Regions from separate parts of the Homo sapiens genome. Here region 1 is linked to region 2. A link is an interaction called in ENCODE POLR2A ChIA-PET data of the cell type or tissue named here. Cell type or tissue: OCI-LY7. All regions are shown on one strand. Links, peaks and the distances in the headings refer to the core of each region. The heading gives the core; the rest is flanking DNA. Region 1 has its middle 82 kb from the start of LINC01803. Region 2 has its middle 17 kb from the start of LINC02832.

Region 1 (4,390 bases), core at 291-4,290, 110 kb after region 2:
TTTTAAATGGGGCAGTCAGAGAATGCCTCACTGAGAGGGTGACAATTGTGTAAAGACTTAGAAGAGATGAGCAACGGGCCCACCTGGCATCAGGGAAGAGTGTGCAGAGGAACAGCCAACACAAAGGCCCTAAAGCAGAAATGTGCCTGGTGTGTTCTGGGAATGGGAGCAGAGCAAGGCAGGGAGATGTCAGGGAGGTCGGCAATGGGCAAATGGTGCACAACCTCATGGGCCTACTGTGAACGTTTGAGCTTTGGCTCTGAGTGAGGTGAGAAGCCTGTGGCAGCTGCCAGGCTGAGGTTTTATCAGGCTCATGCTGGGCTTCTCTGTCGAAGGTATTCTGAAGCCGTGGCCATCTGCAGCCCCTGCTAATCTAAGCTGCCTCCCATATATAGCCAAGGGGATGTGAAATAAGCCAGTATATGGGAAGTCCCCAGCATGGAAGTGATTGGCTTCAGGTACCCTCTTCAAAGCAGGGTTGAGGGGGCAGGGAGAGAAAGAGAATTTGTCATTGAAAAGAGGGAGGGAGAGAGAGAAAAAGCAGCCCCAAGAGTAAGTGGAGGTTGGGCTGTTCCCTACCTATCCCAGATTTTCTAAGGGCTGGTCCAAGAGGCTGCTCAGATCTTCATGCTACTCGGAAGTCCTTATGCTATATGCAATATTGCCTGGCACAGAATAGATCTTGATAAATCAGTGTTGAAAGAATGAATGAATGCAATCCAATTTTGCAGTTTACTTATGAGCCTCCAGTCACACCAAGCACCCATCCCCTCCCCTGAACCACTGAGTCACTAACTCAGTTAACTCAAGGATGGCTGGAAGAAGAGTGAGGTCTCCAAGATTGCATCTGAGTACTAGGAGCGCATGGTAATGGTTATTATGCCCATGTTCACTTTGAATCTGAATATCTGTTGCTGTTAGCTTCTAAGTTTCATTTTAAGGGCAAAACTGCAGGAGTTACGAGATGTGGAGGCATCTCTGAGCTGCAGGAATAGGCTGCCCAGGCCCCCTGGGACCACACACCTTCCTCTTTGATCTGCGAAGTCTACCTTGGCCCCGGAGATTGTGCACATTTTGGAGAGATGTAACTTCATAATCTTTTTATGGTCTTTGGCTGAGCTTAAAGAAGAGGTAGTGGCTTGTAAAATTCTTTTATTTATGACATAATTTTCGGGATTCAGTGCTCACAAATACTGGCAAGGTTGAATTTATGAAAGCGGAGGCTATTTTAATGTTATCCTCTTAGTTCATAAAATGTTGCCCCTGAAGGGGATGTTAGAATTTGGATGCAGTGAATAGCATCGTGGGAGCTGCTTGTCCTCAATAAGCATGTTCCTGAATTTGTATTATGACCTGCAGTTGAAAGGCTAAACAGTATACATTCAACTAGTAATTCACATATAGATTTCCATTTGGCTGAAGAAAGTTTTGTTTTCCTGGGTCTGTTCTTAATTAATAATTCGATTCAAGTTTAATTAACATTGTCTAGTGATTGTTTTTGCTTCCTTAGCATTCTTCAAACTATTAGCTTTGAAATTTGAAGTAGCTATCTCAAGTGGATAAAGAACAGTCTTTTTTCTTAAAGACAATTTCTTCAGTAGGAAAGATTGTAATTCAGTTATTTGCAATTGGTATCAATTGGTGGAGCAGAGACTAGGGGTTGCGGCAGAGGCCATGATAGTAGGAGCTGCACCCGTCCCCTGAGACCCCTGCTGCCCACGTGCCTGCTGGGTAAACACAGGTTGGACCGACTCACAACCAAAATCTTGATCCAGTGTGTGGACGTAAAAATCTTCCTGGCATATTTTTGAAACCTGATTGCAAAGGAGATTTTTTTTTTTTTGGAAAGCCTGAGTATCTAAGAGGCATGAAAATAACGCATCATTTTAGAGAGATTCTATGTGACAAGAGAAATAAATAATGTCATGACTTCAACTTTTTTTAAAAACGCTTTTCAGAAATGTGTAGAGAAACCCAATTATGGAAACAATTGATAATTGCTAGAACTGATGTTCTTTAGAATGGAGAATATTCAGAAAGAGAAACCTAGGAAAAAATTCATTAGCTCGATCCACAATGTAGCAAAAGTGTTGGAAGAAAAGCAAATCCCAAATGGAAGGTAACAGGCTGTCCCAGTTGTCTATTGCCCCCTAGGGACTATTCCCAGAGGCTTTCCTTCAGGAAGTAGAGGATGACAATATACATTTGAGCCCAGGCCCAAACAGCTGCCCCGTTGATGCCTTTTTTTTTTTTTTTTTTTGAGACAGAGTCTTGCTCTGTCACCCAGGCTGGAGTGCAGTGGCATGGTCTTGGCTCACTGCAACCTCTGCCTCCCGGGTTCAGGCAAGTCTCCTGCCTCAGCCTCCCGAGTAGCTGGGACTATAGTCATGTGCCACCACACCCAGCTAAATGTTTTGTATTTTTTGGCTAGAGATGGGGTTTCACCATGTTGGCCAGGCTGGTCTCAAACTCCTGGCCTCAAGTGATCTGCCTGCCTCGGCCTTCCAAAGTACCCTTTGATGACTCTTTTGTGGCAGGTCTTGTAATTTAGTGGTAAAGAGCTCAGATCTGAGCTGGAATCCTGGCTTCACCACCGACAGGTCATACCATATTTGACGAATCACTTAATCTCTGAATCTGCAAAATGGGGATAGCAATCATGCATAGCTCGTGAGTGGTTATGGAGGGTTAAATGAGATAATGTGTGTTAAGTGCCATAGGCTGTAGCTACCTCCTAGTTTTAGCCACTGAGAGCATAACTGGTCGACCTCTCATTTAGAAAGAGAAGCAGGGTTATTCTCAAGAGAGATGGGATAAATCAGCCTGCTTTAGAGAGCCTTGTACTTCACTTGGAGATGTTCTCCTTTTGGCAGAGGCTGGCATCTTGTGATCACCCACCAGCAAGGAGAGGCTCGGGCTAGGACTTAGTGTAGCATCTTGGCATTTGGATTCCTCCTCTGCGTCTCAGATGAATGGCCCAGCAGATAAATACTCATGATTCCCTAGGGCCTGAGAGGTGAACTGGGAAAGTGAAGTATTCTGAGAGCAGAAGTATACAAGAGGTCACCTGGTTCCTAGGCAGCTCATTCTGGCAGCGGATATAATGTGGCTTAATCCAGCTGTTGCTTTTGCACCAGGGCCAAATAGAGATGAACACTCCTCTGAGTCTCACTGAGCTGTGTGTCTTGTCTTCCTCGATTCTGAGCAAGGCCTGCATTTTTACAGATTAGAAACTCTCTTAGGGGGCTGGGCGTGGTGGCTCATGCCTGTAATTCCAGCACTTTGGGAGGCCGGGGCAGACGGATCACCTGAGGTCAGGAGTTTGAGACCAGCCTGGCCAACATGGTGAAGCCCCATCTCTACTAAAAAATACAAAATTAGCTGGGCATGGTGGCGGTCACCTGTAGTCCTAGCTAGTCGGAAGGCTGAGGCAGGAGAATGGCTTGAACCCGGGAGGCAGAGGTGGCAGTGAGCCGAGATCACGCCACTGTACTCTAGCCTGGGTGACAGAGCAAGACTCCGTCTCAAAAAAAAAAAAAACTCTTTTGAGGGGTTTTATAAATTCTCTCTAGTGGATGTGTGATTACCACATGTCCTAGCCTTGCCGATGCTTTAATGTCAATTTCCTGGCTTTAGAGTGTGAGAAGCAAAGAAAAAAAGATTCAAATATCTAAAGGCTTAATTTCTAATTATTTTTATAACCCAGAAGTAGATGATTCTGTGTACATCGTTGAGTGCTGGTTTGATTTTCCTCTGTGTTCTTCCTTCTTCACTCCTACTGGGAAGTAGAAGCAAACAACTTTTGGGGACTCTTCCTACTTCTTTTCTGATCTCATCTCTCCATGTATTTAGTTTTTTCTTTCTAAAAGCAAGTGATGAATCTGAGATAAGCTACCATCATATTGTGTGTGTGTGTGTGTGTGTGTAGAGATTCTATACATGTCTTTTCTTCCCCACAAAATGGGTAAAAATGGAAGTGCCAACCCAGGTTCCACTATTGTAAACACCAAAAAGGGCAAACTGAATGAAAGATCAAAAGCAAGTTCTTCATTGCTCTTTCCTTTCCACCTCTGCCCTGGAATGTCCCAATTTCCAAGAAGCACTCTGGGGGACAGTGAATCACAGCTGTCGCCATCCTATTCCACAAAATAACAAGTGAAAGGAAAAGAGCAAATACAAGGTTAGCACAACGAGAGCCGCCTGATTGGCTCATGTCACTCTGCCGACCATATCTCATTCCTCTAGTTCTAGGAGGGCTTTCCTGAGGCCTGGGCAGTGGGGAGTATGAGATGCACCATGCTTGAAGCCTTTATGTTAAAAAGCTTAGCTTTTTCCTTTGAAGGTGGGAAATGGTTTCAAAAGAAATCACATTTTTGTCAGGATCAGACTG
Region 2 (4,390 bases), core at 77-4,076:
GCTCGGTAGGGCTGCAAAGATGAACCAAATTTAGATTCTTCCCCAAGAAGTTTACAGTCTACCAGGAGAGAAGTCAAGTATAGCTGGGGATGGGAAGGGATGCAAATAGACACACCGTTACTATAGGGTGTGTTAAGATAGAAGGAGACAAAATGTAATGAAAGAAGACAGGAGGAAATGGCCCCAGTGACTCCTTCTCATAAGGGGCAGAGAACCCCTGAAAAGGCAGTTTCTAGTTTGAAAGTTCTCTGAGATACGTAATGTCTTCTTGAGCCAGGATAAATCTGCTTTGGGCTTTTATTTCTATTTCTTTCCTAGCTTCTGGAAAAAGGGCTATCATGGAGGATGTTGACAGCAGGTTTAAAATGGGGGGGCATGGTTTGGGGGTTTGGTGAGCCCCACCCATAGATGTGAAGCCAGAAGGAGGAAGCCCAGTGCTGGTATGGCTTCCTGCTCAAGAAGATGCCAGAGCCTCTGAGCAGGAGTCATGGTCCAAGGAGGCTTGTGACTCTCTTGTTTAACTTACAGCTTTAAAGGAAATAACGTCTTTGTAGCAAAAGTCCACCAGGATTTGCATTTGTATTTCTAAAAACAGAGGAAGAATACACAAAAACCTGTTGACAAATATTGATAGCAGCTTCATTTGTAATAGCCAAAGACTGGGAATAAGCTAGATGTTTCTCAGTGGGCGAATGGTTAAATAAACTATGGTACATCTATATCACTGAATACTGCTCAGCCATAAACAGGAATGAGTTACTGGTGCATGGGACAACTTGGATGAATCTCAAGGGAAATGTGCTGAGTGAAAAAGTCAATCCAAAGGATTACATATTGTATGATTTCATTTATATAAACAATAACACATGGTAGAGATGGAGAGCAGATTAGAGATGGATGGGGTTAGCAATGGGAGTGTGGGGTGGGAGTGAGGTGGATGCATGTAGGTAGTTATAAAAGGGTAACAGGAGAAGGAAGCCTTGGAATGGTTCTGTATCTTCACTGTAGTAGTGGATATGCTAATCTACACATGTAATAAAACTGCAGAAGCCCAGACGTACACACACATGAGCACACATAAAAATGAGGAAATCCAGGCTGGGCACGGTGGCTCACGTCTGTAATCCCAGCACTTTGGGAGGCTGAATCACGAGGTCAGGTTTTCCAGACCAGCCTGACCAACATGGTGAAACCCCGTCTCTACTAAAAATACAAAGAAAATTCGCCAGGCTTGGTGGCATGTGCATGTAATCTCAGGTACTCAGGAGGCTGAGGCAGGAGAATCGCTTGAACCCGGGAGGTGGAGGTTGCAGTGAGCTGAGCTTGCGCCAGCCTGGGTGACAGAGCAAGACTCCGTCTCAAAAAAAAAAAAAAAAAGAAATTTGAATACAATTGGTGGATTGTATCAATGTCATTTTTCTGGCTTTGATATTGTACTATGTGTACTATGGTTTTGAAATATGGTGTGATTAGCAAAACTGGGTAAAGGGTACAGGAGATGTCTTTGTACTATTTCTTACAAGTGCATGTGAATCTATAATGATTTCAAATAAAAAAGTTTAATTTAAAAAGAAGAAAAAGAGGCTTGTGAGCTTCCTTAAGCCTGTGACTTGCCTAACATTTATCATGTTTGTTACCTTCCCTGACACAAGCAGGAGGTGAGCACTGGGGAGGTTCTGAGGATAGAAAATTACTCCTGGCTTAGGGGTAGACTGGCTCCATGGAGGAGGCTGAATGGCATCTGAACACTGAAAGACTGTCCAGAATTGGACACATAAAGTCTAAAGGGAGAGTGTATAGGTAAAGACAGAGGGCAGGACAGAATGGGATGAGAATGTGAAATGAGACGTAATTGGATCTGGTTGGGAAAGGAGGGAAGGAGTGGGGGTAAGAGTGGAAAAGAAGGTGGGGGACAAATCATGGTAGTTGAGAAGACTGGGCAATGGGGAGGTCATTGAAGACTCTGTCAGGGTGCTGAGCTGTGCTTCAGGGAGATCAGTCTGGCAGCAGTGTAGGCAGAGAGGTCAGATGGGGATACAGACGGAGAGAAATTAGGAACCCATTCCTGTAATCTGGGAAACAGAGAGGTGATTAGTCAAGATTAATTTCCTCTGCCTGTACTAGGAACGTTTACAAGTTAAGTTTATTTCTCTCTCATATAAAAGAAGTTATGGTAAGAAGTCCAAAATTGATGTGTAGGCACCACAAAGTTAACAGGGATCTAGTCCTTTTCTAGCTCTCTGCTGTGCCATCCCTAGGGTGCTGCAGTCATTCTCAAGGTCATTCCAGCAGCAAAGTTGAGGAATGGGGTAGAAAAGCATGTTTTTATAGAACAACTTCCCAGAAGTCCCACATAACATGCTTGCCTACTTCCCATTGGCTAGAATTTAGTCACATGGCCACATCTAACTGGAGGGGAGTCTGGGAAATGTAGTCTTTTAGCTGGGTCGCCATGTGCCTGGCTAAAATGGAGAGTTCATTCATTAAGGAGAAAGGGGAGAAGGGATGTTGGGGAAGGCAAATGGTAGGTTATGCCTCAGAGTCTGAATTCAACTAGTGGTGAAGAGAATGGAGAGGAGAGGGAGAATATGTGAGATATGCAGGTACATAATGACTGGGCTTGACAAGTGATTAGAAATGGGTTGGAAATAAGAGAGGTTTGGAGCCTGAGTAAAGTGAAGTGGTGGAAACCATAGTTAATGTGTGCCAGGCACTGGTCTAAATGTTTTTGCACGTATTTCACATTGATTTCTCATGACACCACTATGAGGTAGGTCCTGCTATTATTATCTCAATTTTGCAGATGAAGGAAATGGGACATTGAGGTAATTTGCTTGCCCAAGTGTCACAGTTAGTAGCAGAACCAGAATTTGAACCTGGGCAGCTGGTTCCAGAGCCTGTACCCTTAAGCACTACTGTAAACTGAATCTTTCTGTCCCCTCAAAATTTGTATGTTGAAACTTAATCTCCAGTGTGATGGTATTTGGAAGTGGGAAGGTCCTTGGGAGGTGATTAGATCATGAGAGTGGAGTCCTCATGAAGGAAATTAGTGCCCTTATAAAAAAGACCCCAGAAAGCTCCCTACCCCTTCTGCCATATGAGGTCTCAGTGAGAAGACAGCCATCCGTGAGCCAGGAGGAGGGCCTGATATGGTTTGGATCTTTGTCCCTGCCCATATATCATGTTGAAATGTAATCCCCAGTGTTAGAGGTGGGGCCTGGTAAGAGGTGATTGGCTCATGGGGGTGGTTTCTCACAGTTTAACACCATCAGCCTTGATGCTGTTATCATGATAGTAAGTTCTTGTGAGATCTGGCTGTTTAAAAGTGTGTGGCACCCCTCTCCTCTCTCTTTTCCTGCTGTTCCAGCCATTTGAAGTGCTGTCTGCTCCTTGGCCTTCTGGCATGATTGTAAGCTTCCTGAGGCCTCCCTAGAGGATGAGTACATGGCAGCATCATGCTTCCTGTACAGGCCGCAGAACTGTGAGTCAATTAAAATTCTTCTTTATAAACTACTCAGTCCCAGGTATTTATTTATTTATAGCAATGCAAAAACAATCTAATACAAGGCCTTATCAGACACTGAATCTGCTCATGCCTTGATCTTGGACTTCTCAGCCTCCAGAACTGTGAGAAATAAAGGCTTGAGCCACTCGTCTATGATATTTTAGTTATAGCAATCAAAATGGACTAAGACAACCACTATGCCTGTGGTGGCACTGTGAATAGAGAGAGAGGGAACAGGGAAATATCTAGATCTGTGTGCTGATACCACTTTTTTTCTCCACATTATTCTCCTTTTTCCTTGATTATATTTAACTTCTGTGGTGCTCAGTTGTAGGTGGTATAGAAAACTTGTTGAGTTGACTTTCCCATGTGGGCTTGGAAGAGTACACAAAGTGCTGACAACCTGTCCTTTGTTTTGGTCATTGACAATTTCAAGCCTTGGCCTGGGGTGGGCACTGAGCATTGGCAATGCCTTGTGGGGTCTGGGGGTGGTTCTGGGGGCTGCATTCCAGATGTCCCAGTTGGTCAGGAAGTAGATTGCCCAGAACCTATATTACCAGGTCCAAATGGGACAAGAGAGGAAGGAAAAGCCAAGAGGCAAGCTAGTGGGACCCAGAGCCTTGGGAAGCTCATGCCTCGGAAAGCCTGGGTGGGGAGCTAGGCTTAATATGGTTTCTGGGGAGCAGTAGGCAGCTCTGCTCTCCAAGGGCTGGGGATGTAGCTCTAGAAAGGACAGAAGGGATTTGTTCTGTGGCCAAATGTAACTTGGAAACAATATTCTGTCTGCCATTTCTGTTTTGCAAAAAGTGTGATAGAGGCCAAATCCATGCCAGGGCTGAAGACCAAGAATGGAGTAATGTCTGCAGAGAGAAGGGTAATTAGCAA

The links. ChIA-PET counts read pairs that join two places held together with the same protein. Peaks named below come from ENCODE experiments on the same cell type or tissue, not always from the same donor. Only the 100,000 strongest peaks of a DNase experiment are listed, where the experiment ranks them.
Region 1: POLR2A ChIA-PET joins it to region 2 with 5 read pairs; 2 of 35 experiments call an interaction of 5 or more read pairs at or near these places.

What each region holds. Positions count from the first base shown.
Region 1 is chr2:219,820,666-219,825,055 of GRCh38, forward strand. No RefSeq gene overlaps it. Among named protein-coding and RNA genes, the nearest start is that of LINC01803, 82 kb to the right of the region's middle. In OCI-LY7, for the core only: no CTCF peak of the experiment used is centred there; no DNase peak of the experiment used is centred there.
Region 2 is chr2:219,710,890-219,715,279 of GRCh38, forward strand. No RefSeq gene overlaps it. Among named protein-coding and RNA genes, the nearest start is that of LINC02832, 17 kb to the right of the region's middle. In OCI-LY7, for the core only: no CTCF peak of the experiment used is centred there; a DNase peak (open chromatin) is centred at 2,402.